2 separate regions of the Homo sapiens genome follow, and region 2 is linked to region 1. A link is a loop called in an ENCODE intact Hi-C map of the cell type or tissue named here. Cell type or tissue: B cell. All regions are shown on one strand. Links, peaks and the distances in the headings refer to the core of each region. The heading gives the core; the rest is flanking DNA.

Region 1 (7,893 bases), core at 1,956-6,955:
GAAAGGTCCACATCCCGGGCCTGCGTAGGAGAGAAGCCACCGCCGTTCCCAGACTGGCATTCTGGGAAACTCAACACAGGGAGAAGGGAGCTTTTAACTCCATCACCCAGGGCTCATCCTTCACAAAAGGTAACAACTTGCAAGGTCAACAATGTTTCTGGTGATTTATATAACACTGACATGAAAACAACTATGTGGAGGGAGAATTCTGAGGACTTGCAAAATCCCATTTAACAGAGAAATGAGTGTCAGGCCTTACCCAGGGAGACCAGCGTCTCGTAGTTGCCCCTCATCACGTGCTTGTAGAGCTCCTTCTGCCAGTCCTCCAGCTTGCCCCACTCCTGCTCGGAGAAATACACGGCCACATCATCAAAGGTCACGGGCACCTGGAACCACAAGTGTCACACTCGCTCACCCACACGCTCACGGGTTTGGCCGCTTGGGCTCCCACACCCCAAGGCGTCCCAGGGCTACCTTAGGGGACTCCCCCTTGCTGCCCGGGGGCAGCCGCAGGATCCAGAAGTTCCTGTTGCGCAGCAGGTTCTCCACGTTCTCCAGCCGCCTCTGCAGCAGCCCGTACTCCTGCAGCAGGGTCCCCAGCACGGCCCACTTGCCCTCCAGCTGGTTCCCGAACTCCACGGCTGTCTTCTCGCAATCAGCCAGCTTCTTCTCGGCCATCCCGGTTCGACCTTCTAGGGAAAGCAGGCGAGCAGCCTGCGATTCAATCTTCCTCTCCATGGCCTGAATCGTGGCTGCCATCGTCCACGGAGAAATCTTTCAGAAACAAAAGAGAAACTGGCATCACTCATTCCATCCACTGTCTTCATTGAGCCCCTCTCTCCCTAGGCACGGGGGAGTTGGGCTGGGAGTCCATATGTGTGGACAAGTGGGGCTATCCTATACCACATGCCAGATCTCAGGTTGGCCATCACCTGCTTGGGTATGTTAGGTCTATGTCTGGGTGGGTGCCTTTACTCCAGGCCTCTGCAGCACAATGCAGACCCTTATCACGGTGCTTATCACCCTACACAATAATTTCCTACCCACACCTACACTGTGGGCTCCCTGAACATGGTATTGCATCTTTTCATACCACTGTCCTTGACACATGGCAGGTACCCAGTGCAATTTTGTTACGTAAACAGTGACTTAGCATTGCTGGGCATTTTAGTGGAGAAATGGTAAACTGCAGATTTACTAGAGCGCAGCCTGCACCTCCCCTCATGATTACACAGGAACTGTCTACTGATGATGACCCAGCAAAAAAAACAGCTGGTTCACTGAAACGGCACAAACAAGAGTATTGCTCAATTTCTTTTTTCTTTTTTTGTTTTTTAAAGCATCTCATGTCCCCTTTTAACAAACATAAAAATCTAATGGCCAGTTCCTCTTCCCCCAGGACAGTCTCATTTTGTCACCTTCCCATCTGCCCCTCCCCCACAAGCTAAAATCCCCATGACTGCAAATCTCCATCAGTCCAGAGTTAGGCTTTTTGACACTGCCTGAGCCCTACAAGATTCTTTCTCTTTCCCAATTCCCACCCCCTCAAGGTAAAAATGACGGCCTCCGACATTTTTGTAGCTGTACCAGGAGCAGTGACATACCCTGCAGTCTGGTGAGGAAAGTACATATATGCCACAGTTAGACTTGTATATGGACAGCAACCATCTTAATTAGAGACGGGGGCCTTCCCTGTCATTGGAAATGTTCACATGGCGTATCAGTGACCGGCAGCTGGGACAAGGAAGAATGGGCACATTTTGCGGTGGGTAGGGAGCTGGACTGTTTGAGCCACCCACATCTGAATGTGGGACCTACAGGGCACAGAGGAGCTCCTGGTATCGGGACCTGAGGATCAACGCCTCCTTACAACATTCTGCAAAATAATTCCTCAACAAAAGGTTGGTGATTATTTCCAAAATGAAGAAGTAGCTACTAGAAACCAGTGTGGATTCACTTAGAGAAAGTCACTGAGAACTAGAATGCGGATGGACAGCTCAAAAAATAGAGACAAAAGGAGAGTTTGAGCAGAGGGAGAAACAAACTTGTCTAGGACAGTGCTTAAGATACTATCTATTTGGAAGGAAGCAGGACCCAAAGAAGGTAGGACTCTAAGGGGTCTTCAAGGCTGGGAGATTCTGGACAAGCTGAACTGTTTCTAGGCGAAAACCCCAATGCGGGTGGGAGTCTTGCTCTCAAGGAGTAGGTGGTCCTACAGCACCTGGGTGGGCCAGCGTGGTTCTGGGCTTGAGTCCACCCTCCACCTAAGGCCACTGTTCCTTCCCTCACCTCTCCTTTCTCAGATCAATCCCTGTCACGTGATCCCAGACGCCAAGAGTTTACTCCAGAAGCTTCCTTTCAACTGGTCACCAGCTCCTTATCCACTGAAATCCTACCCATCCTCCACGTGCATTATTATGGGCTTTGTGTGGCATGAAAGGGACCTCTGCTAAACTACTTTATTAAGAAAATATTAGTCTTTTACTCATGGACAACAAGGTGCATGGTTTTCTTACAGTTCTGATGGGGCCAGGAAACCCTGTGTAAGGTCTTCACACTATGTGGTGGGAGGTGGCGACTGTGCGCTGCTCACTCCAGCCCAGCTTCTTACTGACAAGTGGCTGGAATATGTGGGGCTGTCCTTGGACTCCTGCCAGGGGAGCTGAAACTCTTTGCTTGAGAGGAGCTGATGGTAAGAGGAGCCGGATCCCTCATCCACTGCCCACCCGCAGGATGAAGTCCAGGCATGCAAACCCCTTCTTAGTCTCTCTCTGCAGACTCCTTTCCCACTGCCTCCAAACCAAAACCATCTTCTCCAGGCTCATGGACTCCTTTCTGTGCCTGCACACGCCCTGCACTGTCCCGTCTCTCTGCGCCTTTGCCCAGGCACTCCTCCCTCCCTGAAAGCACCACCGGTCTAGCTGGGCCTGAAATCCTAGCCTTCCCTAAAAGCCCGGCTCAAATCACAGAGGCGCAGAGCATCAGGCCAGGAGGGGTGGACAGCGGTACCAAGAGGCCCCCTGACACTCCTTCCCCCGGAGCCCACCGCAAGCTTCCACCTGGGCGCCAGCACTCACCCCTTTCTGTTTTGCACGATTATTGCCCGCGTACCTGCCTGCCTGGTCCTTGAACACACAGCCACTGTGTGTCTTTTCACACTTTCCAGCTGGGTAAGCCTGGGCAAGTTAAGTTCTCTAGGCCCCGGGTTTTTCTTTTGTATGACAGAGATTAACACCAGTACCCATCCCACAGGCTTGCTGTGAGGACAGACTAACGCCTCAACAGGGCTTGTGGAAGTGCGTGGCTCTATATTCCCTTCCGCGCCGACCCCGGGAAGCTGGGCACGTAGTGGGAGTCGGTGTATGCGGATTCGAAGCCGGACACCTCCCAGGTGCCACCAGGCCGCTGCGGGGGAGATGGAGAGGGACCTACAGGCCGAGCGCCAGGCAGAGAAAGGAGCCGCGGGTGGGGGGGCACCCAGAAGGAGGGGACAGCGGCTGGGGCGGGGGCAGGAAGCCCCGGAGGGCCCAAAGAACTTGGCGTGGGGCGGCCCGGGGCGGGGACAACCGTTCCGCCAGCGCTCGGGTTCGGCTCGGAGTGGGGGCCCGGCCGACGGGCGCAGTAGGCCCCGGCGGACCCCGCGCCCCATTCGCGGGAGCCCCAGGCCCGGTGGTCCGGCCCGGACCCCGGAACCCCTCCCCAGGGCCTGCGGCGCCGTGTGCCGGGGCCGGGCCGCCTGGGGCCCCCAGGCCGCGAGTCCCTGCGCGCGCGGGTCGCCCTTACCGGAGCCGCGACCGCCTCGGCCATGGCCCTGCGCTGTCCCGCCCGGCCCGGAGGAAGTCGTCGTCGCCGCCGCCGCGCGCGGCACCACGCAGGCCCGGCCGCCCGGTGCTCTCCGCAGGCGGCGCCTGCCTGGCCTTTCCTCTGCCGCCGCTCCTCGCTGGCTGCCCCTGCGCCGCGCCGCCCGCAGTCGCGCCGCCTCCGTCAGCGCCCGGCCGGTCCACACTGCATCCTGGGAGCCGGCGCCGCGGCCCGGCAGACGAAGGCCCGTGAGGCTTCCTGGAGGCAGCGCGGCCGCACAGCCCCACCTGCAGCCTGAGAGGCGAACGGCAGGCGCTGCGCCCGCCTGCCCGCGGCCCCGCCCCGCCCCGCCCAGCCCCGCCCGCGGGGCCCGACGGGAGGACCTAGCGACCCCGGGCCGACCCCGCGACCCCGCGACCCCGCGACCCCGGCCGGACTGCCGAGCGCGGGGGGAGTCACTGCGCTGGCCCCGCGGCCCAGCCCGAGGACTCGGTTATTGAAAGGGTCCCCCTCATGGGACCCGCCTGGCCGCGCCCGCGGGCGAGCACGGGCTTCCGGGCAGGGCGTCCCCCGGGTGACCGCGGCCAGGGCGGCCCCCTCGCCCTGGGATGCCCGGCTCCCCTTCCCCCGCCCCACGGGCACTTCTGCTGCCCGAGGTCCTGGGTCTGGAGGTTTAGGCTATTTTGGGGAGGACAGATGTAACTCATGCCCACCTGTGTTTGAAATGGAATAAATACTTCCAACAACAGGAATATAGTTCGGTAAACCCCGGTAGGCAACCACTTAGCATTTTCTGTAATGGGTTTATTACAGTAAATTTTTTTAATGGCATGAGCAATGGGACGCAATACCATCATTTAAAATGATTTCGGTGAAGGTCTTGGTAGGAACAGATGTTCATGATGTTTTAAGAGAAAAAGCCTGTCCAGGACGATCCTGTCTTTGTTTTAAAAATAACATTTTAAAACAATATAGGACATATGTAGCGTCATATACTGCGTACATGTATAATTACAGTTTTGAAAAGTTTGGAAGCATATATATCAACATGGCCTCAGTAGTTCTATTAAAGGTCTATTCCTTTAATAGACCACGGGCCGTTTTTATGCCTTTTCTAATTTTTTCCAATTCATGTTTTTATTTTTCCATGACAAGGATAGTATTTTTAAACAAGGAGAGAAAAATAAAAATTTAAATGTTCTCAAAGAGGCCAACCAGAGCAGGGGAAGGAGGGCGCCTTGGACGGGCCCCCACGTAGTTTCAGAGGCTCATTGCCTTTCAGGAACACGACTTGCTCATCTGTGTATTCCCCAAGACTAACTAGCCAACTGCCTAGCACACACTGATAAGAAAATATGTGAGAGATCTGTAATCTTTTTCAAAGAAGGCAGACCTTACAGAATAGATAAAATTTGAGCTGGATCTTGAAGAATTGGCAAAATATTGATAGGCAGAGAGCATTTCAGACCAGAGGGTGGTAGTAGAGGTGTGAGCTGGATGACAGCCCAAAAAAAAATTGATGTAGGAAGATATAAAGCATTTTAGGGCCGGGCGCAGTGGCTCACGCCCGTAATTCTAACACTTTGGGAGGCCAAGATGGGTGGATTGCCTGAGCTCAGGAGTTTGATACCAGCCTGAGCAACATGACAAAACCCCGTCTCTACTAAAAATAGAAAAAATTAGCGAGGCGTGGTGGCACGCACCTGTAATCCCAACTACTGGGGAGGCTGAGGTACGAGAATCGCTTGAACCCGGGAGGCAGAGGTTGCAGTGAGTGGAGATCACACCACTGGGTGACAGAAATACAGTGCATTAGAAATAAAGAGACATTTTTAGTGTGCAATTTAAAAAGTTCCCTTTTGACAGGCTGAGTCGGATATGCCAGGGTCATCTCTAGGTAGTAATTTCCAAGCCTGGCTCTCAGAGCAGCTGCATCAGTCTCTGGGGAAGCTTGTGAAGGATATGGATTTCTGGATCCCATCTCATATCTACTGAATCAAAATGTCTTTGGGATGGGTCCTGAGTAATGTGGAGAAAACTTATTTTAAAAGAAGGTCTCTTTTTAACAAGTTCCTTGTAGGGGTTGAGGTAAGGGTGAAGCTGGGGCTCTGCAGACAGCCAAGTTAGGGTAATGATGACTTGCTCTGTCCTCCACTGAAGACAGGCATCTATTGCAGAGCATCTCTGGTGCTGGTTTTCCAGCCTCTATTTGTAAAAAGAACGAAGATAAACCTCCTTGGATTGATATATGAGGCTTCCAAAGCCTTTCCCTCCATTTTGGGCACAGGTGTCAAAAGCAGGCATGAGAGTTTCCACTCCTGTGCCTTTCCTCATGCTTTTCCCCTCTCCTCTTGCCCACCCGAAGTTCTCACACCTTTTCCAGACCAGCATATGCCCTAATTCTTCCAGTTAAGTCTCTCCATGCCAATCACGGCTGCAGCAAGCTCTGCATTGTCCCAACTCTAATAATTTTTATTCTCGGTGCCATTCATATGGCACTGAGAAAAAAATTACAATACAAGGTAGTAGTTCCTAACTCACCTCTTGGATTATAAGTTCCCTGAGAGCAGGGACTATATCTTATTTCTCTTGTCTCTCCTGCAGTGCCTAATACTGGGCAGGTTTAGGCAACATAAAGTAATGATTTAGTACAAGTCTTAATTGATTGCTCTGTGTGGTGTGATCAACTGTGGTCCAAAGAATCATCCCCTCCTCTGCTCTAATACTTCTGCAGCCCCTACCATCTCCACCTTCCTGCTGAGTATTCCTAGAAGAAAAATCATAAAGCATTTTCAACACACCCAGAAGGAGCCTGGAAGGGCTAGAGAACATGAGACCACATGTCAACTCAAGGTGTCAGGGAGGCAGGAAGTGTGTGGTTCATACTGCACATAGACTGTGTAGATGTAGGGACTATGGACCCATGCACCCCTATGAGTGCTTCCTATACTCCAGCAGGTACAGCAGAACAGGTGGACCTCTATTTTTCCAGCTGCTCCCTTAGGCCTGAGCTTTTCCCCTGGGACCAGGCACACAGCCTAAAAGTTCAGGCTTGGGGTTTTCAAAAAGACTGTGGTAATCATTGCTGCCCACTAAATATTTCCAGCTGGTTTCTCTTGAAGACCATGGCTGGATGGCACTTCCTGGTTTCTTCTGGCTGGGTTGGACCATGTGACAAGTTCTGGCTGATGTTTTTTCTTTCCCTCTACTATGGTAACCCAGCAATATTTGAGGAGGTGGGTGCTGTATTTGCCTGCATCCTGGAGGTGGGGGACATTGAGTAGACTCCCCAGCCATCCCATGATGAGCTACTTACAGCATGAACATGAAACTTTTTGTTGTAACATGGTTTGGGGGTTGCTTGTTCCACAGTTTAACCTAGCCTATCCTGACAGATACAAAGGCATGGTGAAAGTTGGCCAGGCATTGCAGCAGGCATCCTTGGGCTCCAGGTGGTGTCTGCTCGAGCTTAACTTCCCTTACATTGTCTGAGTGCTCTCACATTGAGCGTTACCCTGCAGCGGTTAGATGTGGTGAAGTGCTGGAGAACTTGCAGCTGGCCCTGGAGTCTCTCCCATGGAGCCAGTGCCAAGTTCCTGCCTCAAATCCCTCAGTGAAATTTGCAGATGCGGATGGTCAGGGCCATGGCTCTGAGAAGCTACCTCCTTTCCTTCTGCTGGGAGCTGGGAGACTCACAGTCCTCTGGGGTTGGCTGGCTGGAGGCCAGTGCCTCAAAAATATTCTATACCAGAGCCCTTGAGTACAGAGAAAAGTGAATGTATGTCCTGTGGGTCTGGACGCTGCCTGAAATGGCCCTTGGTGAGCCAGAAGGTGTGATAAATTGTCATACTTTAACAATCCATTAAATCTTGTCTCCTTTATAAAACTTCTGTGCTTGTTTTAATTTTAAAAGATTATTTTGATTTATTGACCAGAGTAAAAAATTTATTTGATGTTTCAAAACCCCTCTCTTGCTCCTGAAATGGGAACAATTCCCTCATCCGCCTCTCAGGGTGTGAGATGGGGGCTGCAGCTCACTTTGTCAGTGCCCCGCTGCTCAAACCTCTAGCGGGAGCATGTAGGCAGGCAGGC
Region 2 (7,893 bases), core at 1,045-6,044, 130 kb after region 1:
CTTTACTCCAGGCCTCTGCAGCACAATGCAGACCCTTATCACGGTGCTTATCACCCTACACAGTAATTTCCTACCCACGCCTACACTGTTGGCTCCCTGAACATGGTATTGCACCTTTTCACACCACGGTCCTTGACACATGCCTGGCACTCAGTGCAGTTTTGCTACGTATAGTGTGACTTAGCATTGCTCGGTATTTTAGTGGGGAAATGGTAAACTGCAGATTTACTAGAGCCCAGCCTGCACCTCCCCTCATGATTACACAGGAACTGTCTACTGATGATGACCCAGCCAAAAAAAAAAAAAACCACAGCTCGTTCACTGAAACCGCACAAACAAGAGTACTGCTCATTTTTTTTAAAGCATCTTATGTCCCCTTTTAATAAACATAAAAATCTAATGGCCAGTTCCTCTTCCCCCAGGACAGTCTCATTTTGTCCCCTTCCCATCTGCCCCTCCCCACAAGCTAAAATCCCCATGACTGCAAATCTCCATCAGTCCAGAGTTTTTTGACACTGCATGAGCCCTACAAGATTCTTTCTCTTTCCCAATTCCCATCTCCTCAAGGTAAAAATGATGGCTTCAATCATTTTTGTAGCTGTACTAGGAGTGGTGACATACACTCTGGTGAGGAAAATGGACATATGCCACAAACTTACACTTATATATGGGCAAAAACCATCTTAATTCGAGATGAGGGGCTTCCCTGTCCTTGGAAACATTCACATGGTGTATCAGTGACTGGCAGCTGGGGACAAGGAAGAATGAGCACATTTTGCCTTGGGTGGGGAGCTGGACTATTTGAGCCACCCACATCTGAATGTGGGACCTATAGGGCAGAGAGAAGCTCCTGGTATCCATGCCCAAGGATCGACGCCCCCTTACAACATTCTGCAAAATAATTCCTCAACAAAAGGTTGGTGATTGTTTGCAAAATGAAGAAGTGGCTACTAGAAACCAGTGTGGATGCACTCAGGGAAAGTCACTGAGAACTACAATGTGAATAGATACCTCAAAAAATAGAGACAAAAGGAGAGTTTGAGCAGAAGCAGAAAAAAACTTCTCCAGGACAGTACTCAAGGGCCTGTCTGGCTGTTTGGAGGGAAACAGGACCCAAAGAAGGTAGGACTCTAAAAGGTCTTCAAGGCTGGGAGGTTCTGGACAAGCTGAACTGTTTCTAGGCGAAAACCCCAATGTGGATGGCGAGTCTTGCTCTCAAGGAGTAGGTGGTCCTACAAGTACCTGGGTGGGCCCGCTTGGTTCTGGGTTTGAGTCTGCCCTCCACCTAAGGCCACTGTTCCCTCACCTCTCCTTTCTTAGATCAATCCCTGCCACGTGAAGTCGAACGCCAAGAGTTTACTCCAGAAGCTTCCTTTCAACTGGTCACCAGCTCCCCATCCACTGAAATCCTACCCATCCTCCACGTGCATTATTACAGTCTTTGTGTGGCATGAAAGGGACCTCTGCATAAACTACTTTATTAAGAAAATATTAGTCTTTTACTCATGGATAATAAAGTACATGGTTTTCTCACAATTCTGATGGGGCCAGGAAACCCTGTGTAAGGCCTTCACACTATGTGGTGGGAGGTGTCGACTGTGCGCTGCTCACTCCAGCCCAGCTTCTTACTGACAAGTGGCTGGAATATGTGGGGCTGTCCTTGGACTCCTGCCAGGAAGCCGAAACTCTTTGCTTGAGAGGAGCTGATGGTAAGAGGAGCCCGATCCCTCACTGGCCGCCCACCCGCAGGATGAAGTCCTGGCATGCAAGCCCCTTCCTAGTCTCTCTCTGCAGACTCCTTTCCCACTGCCTCCAAACCAAAACCATCTTCTCCAGGCTCATGGACTCCTTTCTGTGCCTGCACACGCCCTGCACTGTCCCGTCTCTCTGCGCCTTTGCCCAGGCACTCCTCCCTCCCTGAAAGCACCACCGGTCTAGCTGGGCCTGAAATCCTAGCCGTCCCTAAAAGCCCGGCTCAAATCACAGAGGCGCAGAGCATCAGGCCAGGAGGGGTGGACAGCGGTACCAAGAGGCCCCCTGACACTCCTTCCCCCGGAGCCCACCGCAAGCTTCCACCTGGGCGCCAACACTCACCCCTTCCTATTTTGCACAATTATTGCCCGCGTACCTGCCTGCCTGGTCCTTGAACACACAGCCACTGTGTGTCTTTTCACACTTCCAGGTGTGCAAGCCTGGGCAAGTTAACTTCTCTAAGCCCCAGGTTTTTCTTTTGCATGACAGAGATAACACCAGTACCCATCCCACAGGCTTGCTGTGAGGACAGAAGGACAGACTAAGGCCTCAACAGGACTTGGTGCAGTACCTGGCTCTATATTCCCTTCCGCGCCGACCCTGGGGAGCTGGGCACGTAAGGGGTGTCGGTATACGCGGATTCGAAGCCTCACAACTCCCAGGTACCACTAAGCCGCTGGGGGGAGCTGGGGGAGGGACCCACAGGCCGAGCGCCAAGCAGAGAAAAGAGCCTCGGGTGGGGGGACGCAGATGTAGGGTTCAGCGGCTGGGGCGGGGGCAGGAAGCCCCGGAGGGGCCAAGGATCTTGGCGTGGGGCGGCCCGGGGCGGGGACAACCGTTCCGCCAGCGCTCGGGCTCGGCCCGGAGTGGGGGGCCCGGCTGGCAAGCGCAGTAGGCCCCGGCAGACGCCGCGGCCCTGTTCCCCGGAGCCCCAGGCGCGGTAGTACGGCTCGGCTCCCGCAGCCCCCGTGTGCCGGGCCCGGGTCGCCCGGGGAATCCAGGCCGCGAGTTCGTGCGCGCGCTGGTCGCCCTTACCGGAGCTGCGGCCGCCTCCTCCATGGCCCTGCGCTGTCCCCCGCGGCCCAGATAAAGTCGTCGCCGCTGCTGCGCGCGGCCCCACGCAGGGCCCGCCTCCCGGTGCTCTCCGCAGGCGGCGCCCGCCCAGCCCTGTCTCTGCCGCCGCTGCTCCCTGACTGCCCCTGCCCTGCGCCGCCCGCAGTTGCGTCAACGCCTTTAGCGCCCGGCCGGTCCGCACTGTATCCTGGGAGCCGGCGCGGCCGACGAAGGCACATGAGGCTTCCTGGAGGCAGGCAGCCGCACAGCCCCACCTGCAGCTCCGGAGGCGAACTGCAGGCGCGACCCCGCCTGGCCCGCGCCCGGGAGCTGACCCCGCGACCCCTGGCCGACCCCTCGCCCCTTCCCCGACTGCCGCGTGTGCGCGCGCAGTCACTGCGCTGGCCCCGCGACCCAGGCCGAGGGACTCGGTTACCGAAAGAGTCCCCCTCATAAGACCCGCCTGGCCGCGCCCGCGGGCAAGCAGGGGCTTCCAGGCAGGGCCCTCCCCGGTGACCGCGGGCAGTGTGGCCCCCTCGCCCAGCTGGGCCCCGGCGCGGCCGAACAGGCACTTCTGCCGCCCGAGGTCCTGGGCCTGGAGGTTTGGGCTGTTTTCGGGGGGCAGCTGTAACTCATCCCCATCTGTGTTTGAAGTGGAATAAATACTTCGAACAATAGGAATATACCGGTAGATGCTACTTAGCATTTTCTACCATGTGTTTATTACAGTAAATATTTTTTAATGGCATGAGCAATGGAACGCAATACCATCATTGAACATTATTTTGGGGAAGAAATTGGTATGGACAGATGTTCATGATATTTTAAGAGAAAAAGCCTGTCCAGAACGATCCTGTCTTTGTTTTAAAATTAACACTTTAAAACAATATATGACATCATATGTAGTATTATATACCGTGTATATGTGTATCTATAGTTTTGAAAGTTTGGAAGCATACAAATGTCAACATAGACTAAGTAGTTTTCTTTAATAGAGCACAGGCCGTTTTTACGCATTTTATTTTCCCAATTCATGTTTTTATTTTTCAATAACAAGGATAGTATTTTTAAACGAGAGAAAAATAAACATTTAAAAGTCCTTAAGAGGCTGAGGATGGAGGGCGCCTTGGACGGGGGCCCCCACGTGGTTACAGAGGCGCATTGCCTTTCAGATTCCTGGGCTGAGTGGGGCTCTTTCCAGCTGGGGAACCTGCGACATGTGATGTGGGGTCTATGGGGCTTGCCAGGCCTAGGGACCGGGATCTGAACATTCTCCCCTAGTTTCTCTTCATCAGCGTGGGCTGTACGTTCAGTGTATAAAAATGGAATTGCCCCAGGAGTCGTGTGGGCGAAGACCTTACTCATAGTGTTGCCGATGCTCCTGCGTCCGACTTGCTTCTTTGGGTCGCAGGCACAACCTAGCTATTCTCTGATGCCTCTCATCTCTGGGCGATTGTCCCTCAAATGAGGGGGTTTAGAGATTTCCTGCCTGGAGCCTTTGGCATCATTTTGTCTTTTGGAGTAAATCCGACAAAGGGTAAAATCACCCTACTCACCCCGTGAGCTGTAGGAGAATGTCCCTGGACCTGCCCCAGGTTTTTCCTGTTTTTTTTTTTTTTTCCCTTCAGCTCTTCCACGTGATTCCTTCCCCTCTCAAGTAACACATCTCCTCTCCTAGGGGTGGACTCGTGTTTTATGGGTCTGCAGCTTGTGTAATCAGGAAGAACATTATTAAGTAAAAGCCTCATAAAATTACAAATTTAGAAGGAGGCACAGAGCTGGTGCAGGAAAGGCACTCTGAAGCTTCCTTAGCTTCACTGTAATGTCCTGGATTAAAAAAAAAAAAAAGCCAGCCTTGTCTAGGCTGGGACATGTGCACCACGGAGATTGTAGGGGGAACTGGGAATCAGGAGACCTGTCAGTTCTGTCATTAACCAGTCGAGACCCTTGGGCAAGTCAGTCAGCCCTTGCCTCACATGTAAAGTGAGGAGATTGGAGTAGATCATTCTGCAAATGTCCCTGAGTCCAGCCTTCCTTTCACCACTTGATACGGGACCCAGTAGAAGACCACCGCTTCCTCTCTCACTGTGGCCTTTTTGCGGGTCACCCTGCATGATAATTTACCTCTATTATCAAGACAACAATGTGTTGGCAAGTCCCTGCCATGTTGCCTGGAAGAGCTACTCCCGGATTACCTTGGAAAAGGGCCTTATTCCTGTTTGAGGAGACAGAGGTGTCATCTCCATGGCAATATGGCCCCTAGGGGAACTAGTGCTTTCATGGTGTGTCCCATGGTGTGTGCTGGAGGATGTGAGCAGTGGGGCAAAGTGCGGTCTGGACTTAAGTGACCATCTGTGTGTCCCTTGAAGGAATTTAACATCATAGAAATCACTGTGGAATTCAGTGTTTCCCAGGTCCTCGGACCAGAAGTGGAGAGGAGTGGCTGGCTTTGCTGCCTTCTGAGAAGGCTGCCAGGGCTACAAGGCAAAAGGCCTGTGGGTAAAGGAGAAAATTCCAGTAGAAGGAAAAGACAGTTCACAGGAAGGGACAGTTTACCAGCTCCTGTGACAAGAGAAGAGGCGGGGCCTTGGCACAGCTGAGGAGGTGAAAACGAGCTTACCCAAGTGTTACTCCACGTGTTCCTTCTAAGAGGGACAGGGCTCTGCTTGCCATCGGAAAGGTCACGTGGGAGGCTGGACGCAGTGGCTCATCCCAGAGCTTTGGGAGGCCAAGGCAGGAGGATCGCTTGAGGCCCCGAGTTTCAGACCAGCCTGGGCAACATAGTGAGACGTCTGCTCTACAAAAAAATAAAAATAAAAAGTATTAACTGGGTATGGTGGCACACACCTGTGGTCCCAGTTAGTTGAGAGGCTGAGGCGGGAGGCTTGCTTGAGCCCAAGAGTTGGAGGCTGCAGTGAGCTATAATTGTTTCACTGCACTCCAGCCTGGGTAACAGTAGAATACCCTGCCGCTTAAAAAACAATGAAAGAGTCAAGTGGGGTTGTTCTCCTGCAACATTTTTTGGTCCTTGAAACTAGGTTAACATTGGTCCTTTTAAGGCTTTTGGGGATTCCAAAATCTACTCAGCTACCACCTTCTCACTATTTCTTGGAGTTGCTTCTTCTCCATCATTCTCCATGTATATTAACTGAAGAAGTAGAGCTGGAAGAATCATCTTTTGTCGTAGATTGCAGTTGTGTTGAAAGTGCCCTGAATGGAATACTGGGCCAGGAGAGCCAGACGCAACTCTGTCATTAAGTGTGTTAGAAAAGACACCTCAGTCACATGGAGTTTCTTTTGTAGGTGCCCACCGTGACAGGCACTAGAGGTTGACTCTGAAGGTCATTCTAGCAGTGCTTTTCCAGGCTGCTGCCCCAACCCAGGGACTCACGGCAGGGAAGACACAGGATCCGGGGTACCTGAGGAGGAGACACTGCCTCTTGTTATGCACAAGGTCAATGAGTTCTCACTCAGGCGGGTCTGGCAGCTCCTATGAGCTTCTATTTTGAAGTGGCAACTCATAGGTTCCTGGTAATCTGGGTATGGCTATAAAAGTCAAAGATATTAACTAACCCACACAATAGCAGGACACAGTATAGCTCAGGGGTAGAGTATTGGACTGCAGATCCAACAGGACACCAGTTCAAATACAGATAACCCCTCTGGCTTTTCAATTTTGACATTTTAAATAGGTGCCTACATTTTAACTTCTTTTCTATTAGACACTAGGGTAAAGATTTCATTTTTTCTGGAACCAGCAAATGGTGAGGGTAGAATGTGGTGGTTTTATACATTTTAGGGAGACATGAGACATCAGTCAATATGTGTAAGATGTACATTGGTTAGTTCTGGAAATGTGGGACAACTTGAGGTGAAGGCAGGACAACTGAAAGCAAGGAGGGGGCTTCCAGGTCACAGGTATATAAGAGACAAATGGTTGCATTCTTTTGAGTTTCTGATGAGCCTCTCCAAAGGAGGCAATCAGATATGCACTTATCTCAGTGAGCAGAGGGGTGACTTTGAATAAAATGGGAGGCAGCTTTGCCCTAAGCAGTTCCCAGCTTGACTTTTCCCTTCAGGTTAGTGATTTGGGGGCCCCAAGATTTATTTTCCTTTCACATTTAAGTGTACAGTACTTGAAACTGGACCTGGGGCTGGGTGCGTTGGCTCACACCTGTAATCCCAGCACTTTGGGAAGCCAAGGTGGGCGGATCACGAGGTCAAGAGTTCGAGACCAGCCTGGACAACATGGTGAAACCCCATCTCTACTAAGAATACAAAAATTAGCCGGGCGTGGTGGCACGTGCCTGTAATGCCAGGTACCGTGGAGGCTGAGCAGGAGCATCTCTTGAATCTGGGAGGCAGAGGTTGCAGTGAGGTGGAGGTTGCAGTGAACCAAGATTGCGCCATTGCACTCCAGCCTGGGCAACAGAGCGTGACTCCGTCTTGGAGAGAAAAAAAACAAACAAACAAAAACTGGACCAGAACAGCATCTTCCAGGAACAAAGGCTGTTTCAGCATTTCCTAGTTGTCTTAATTTGTCCCCTTTTTCATCCAGGCATTCCCCCTGGGATGGGGTGGTATTGGTCTTCTAATTCCAAACAAACCACGAGGATTTATAGCTCAGTGAGTGAGCCCATATAAGGCCAAGAGAGTCTGCAGAGGATGAAATGTCAACAGGTTAAAATATAAGTAAAGTTCCATGTTGTGTTTAAGTTTTGTAACTATCAAAAGCAATTTTATGTCATATTTAAGCTTTAAAAGCAAACTTCTGCAGAAGGGATTATTGAATTATATCAACCATCTCAAAAGCTAAAGGATGTGATGGCATTCTATGCTTTGGAGAACAAACAGCTTTTTTGGTACAAAATGTCAAAATTCATGGAGGTTCAGCTATACAGCATAGAATTCAGAAGCACAATTCATGATTTTTAGTATCCCTTACACTAATCACCTTTTATGAATCTTTTTCAGAACTACCTAAAATATGTTTATTAATTCTTCTGATTTATATGAACAACAGAAGTTTCTACTTTAGATAGGTTAAAAAGAGGTTCTTGTAATAAAACTATGTGACAGCAAGAAAGT

What was found. Hi-C counts contacts between places; a loop is a spot of excess contacts. Peaks named below come from ENCODE experiments on the same cell type or tissue, not always from the same donor. Only the 100,000 strongest peaks of a DNase experiment are listed, where the experiment ranks them.
Region 2: it touches region 1 in a loop (19-fold over the local background); 41 of 110 quality-filtered maps call a loop at or near these places.

Annotation. Positions count from the first base shown.
Region 1 is chr7:149,493,730-149,501,622 of GRCh38, forward strand. ZNF746 (zinc finger protein 746) reads right to left here and starts at 4,080. Exons shown (of 7, transcript NM_001394198.1): 1 at 3,784-4,080; 2 at 475-774; 3 at 260-386. The coding sequence starts at 3,807. RefSeq lists enhancers at 404-1,603, 2,398-3,341 and silencers at 3,475-3,534, 3,775-4,444. In B cell, for the core only: a CTCF peak has its summit at 4,063; DNase peaks (open chromatin) are centred at 3,462 and 4,042; H3K4me3 peaks cover 1,657 bases; H3K27ac peaks cover 1,241 bases.
Region 2 is chr7:149,621,755-149,629,647 of GRCh38, forward strand. It overlaps the pseudogene ZNF767P. Among named protein-coding and RNA genes, the nearest start is that of TRC-GCA9-3, 10 kb to the right of the region's middle. RefSeq lists silencers at 2,524-2,623, 2,644-3,393. In B cell, for the core only: CTCF peaks have their summits at 3,091, 3,290, 3,490 and 3,945; DNase peaks (open chromatin) are centred at 2,437, 2,997 and 3,947; H3K4me3 peaks cover 1,943 bases; H3K27ac peaks cover 1,578 bases.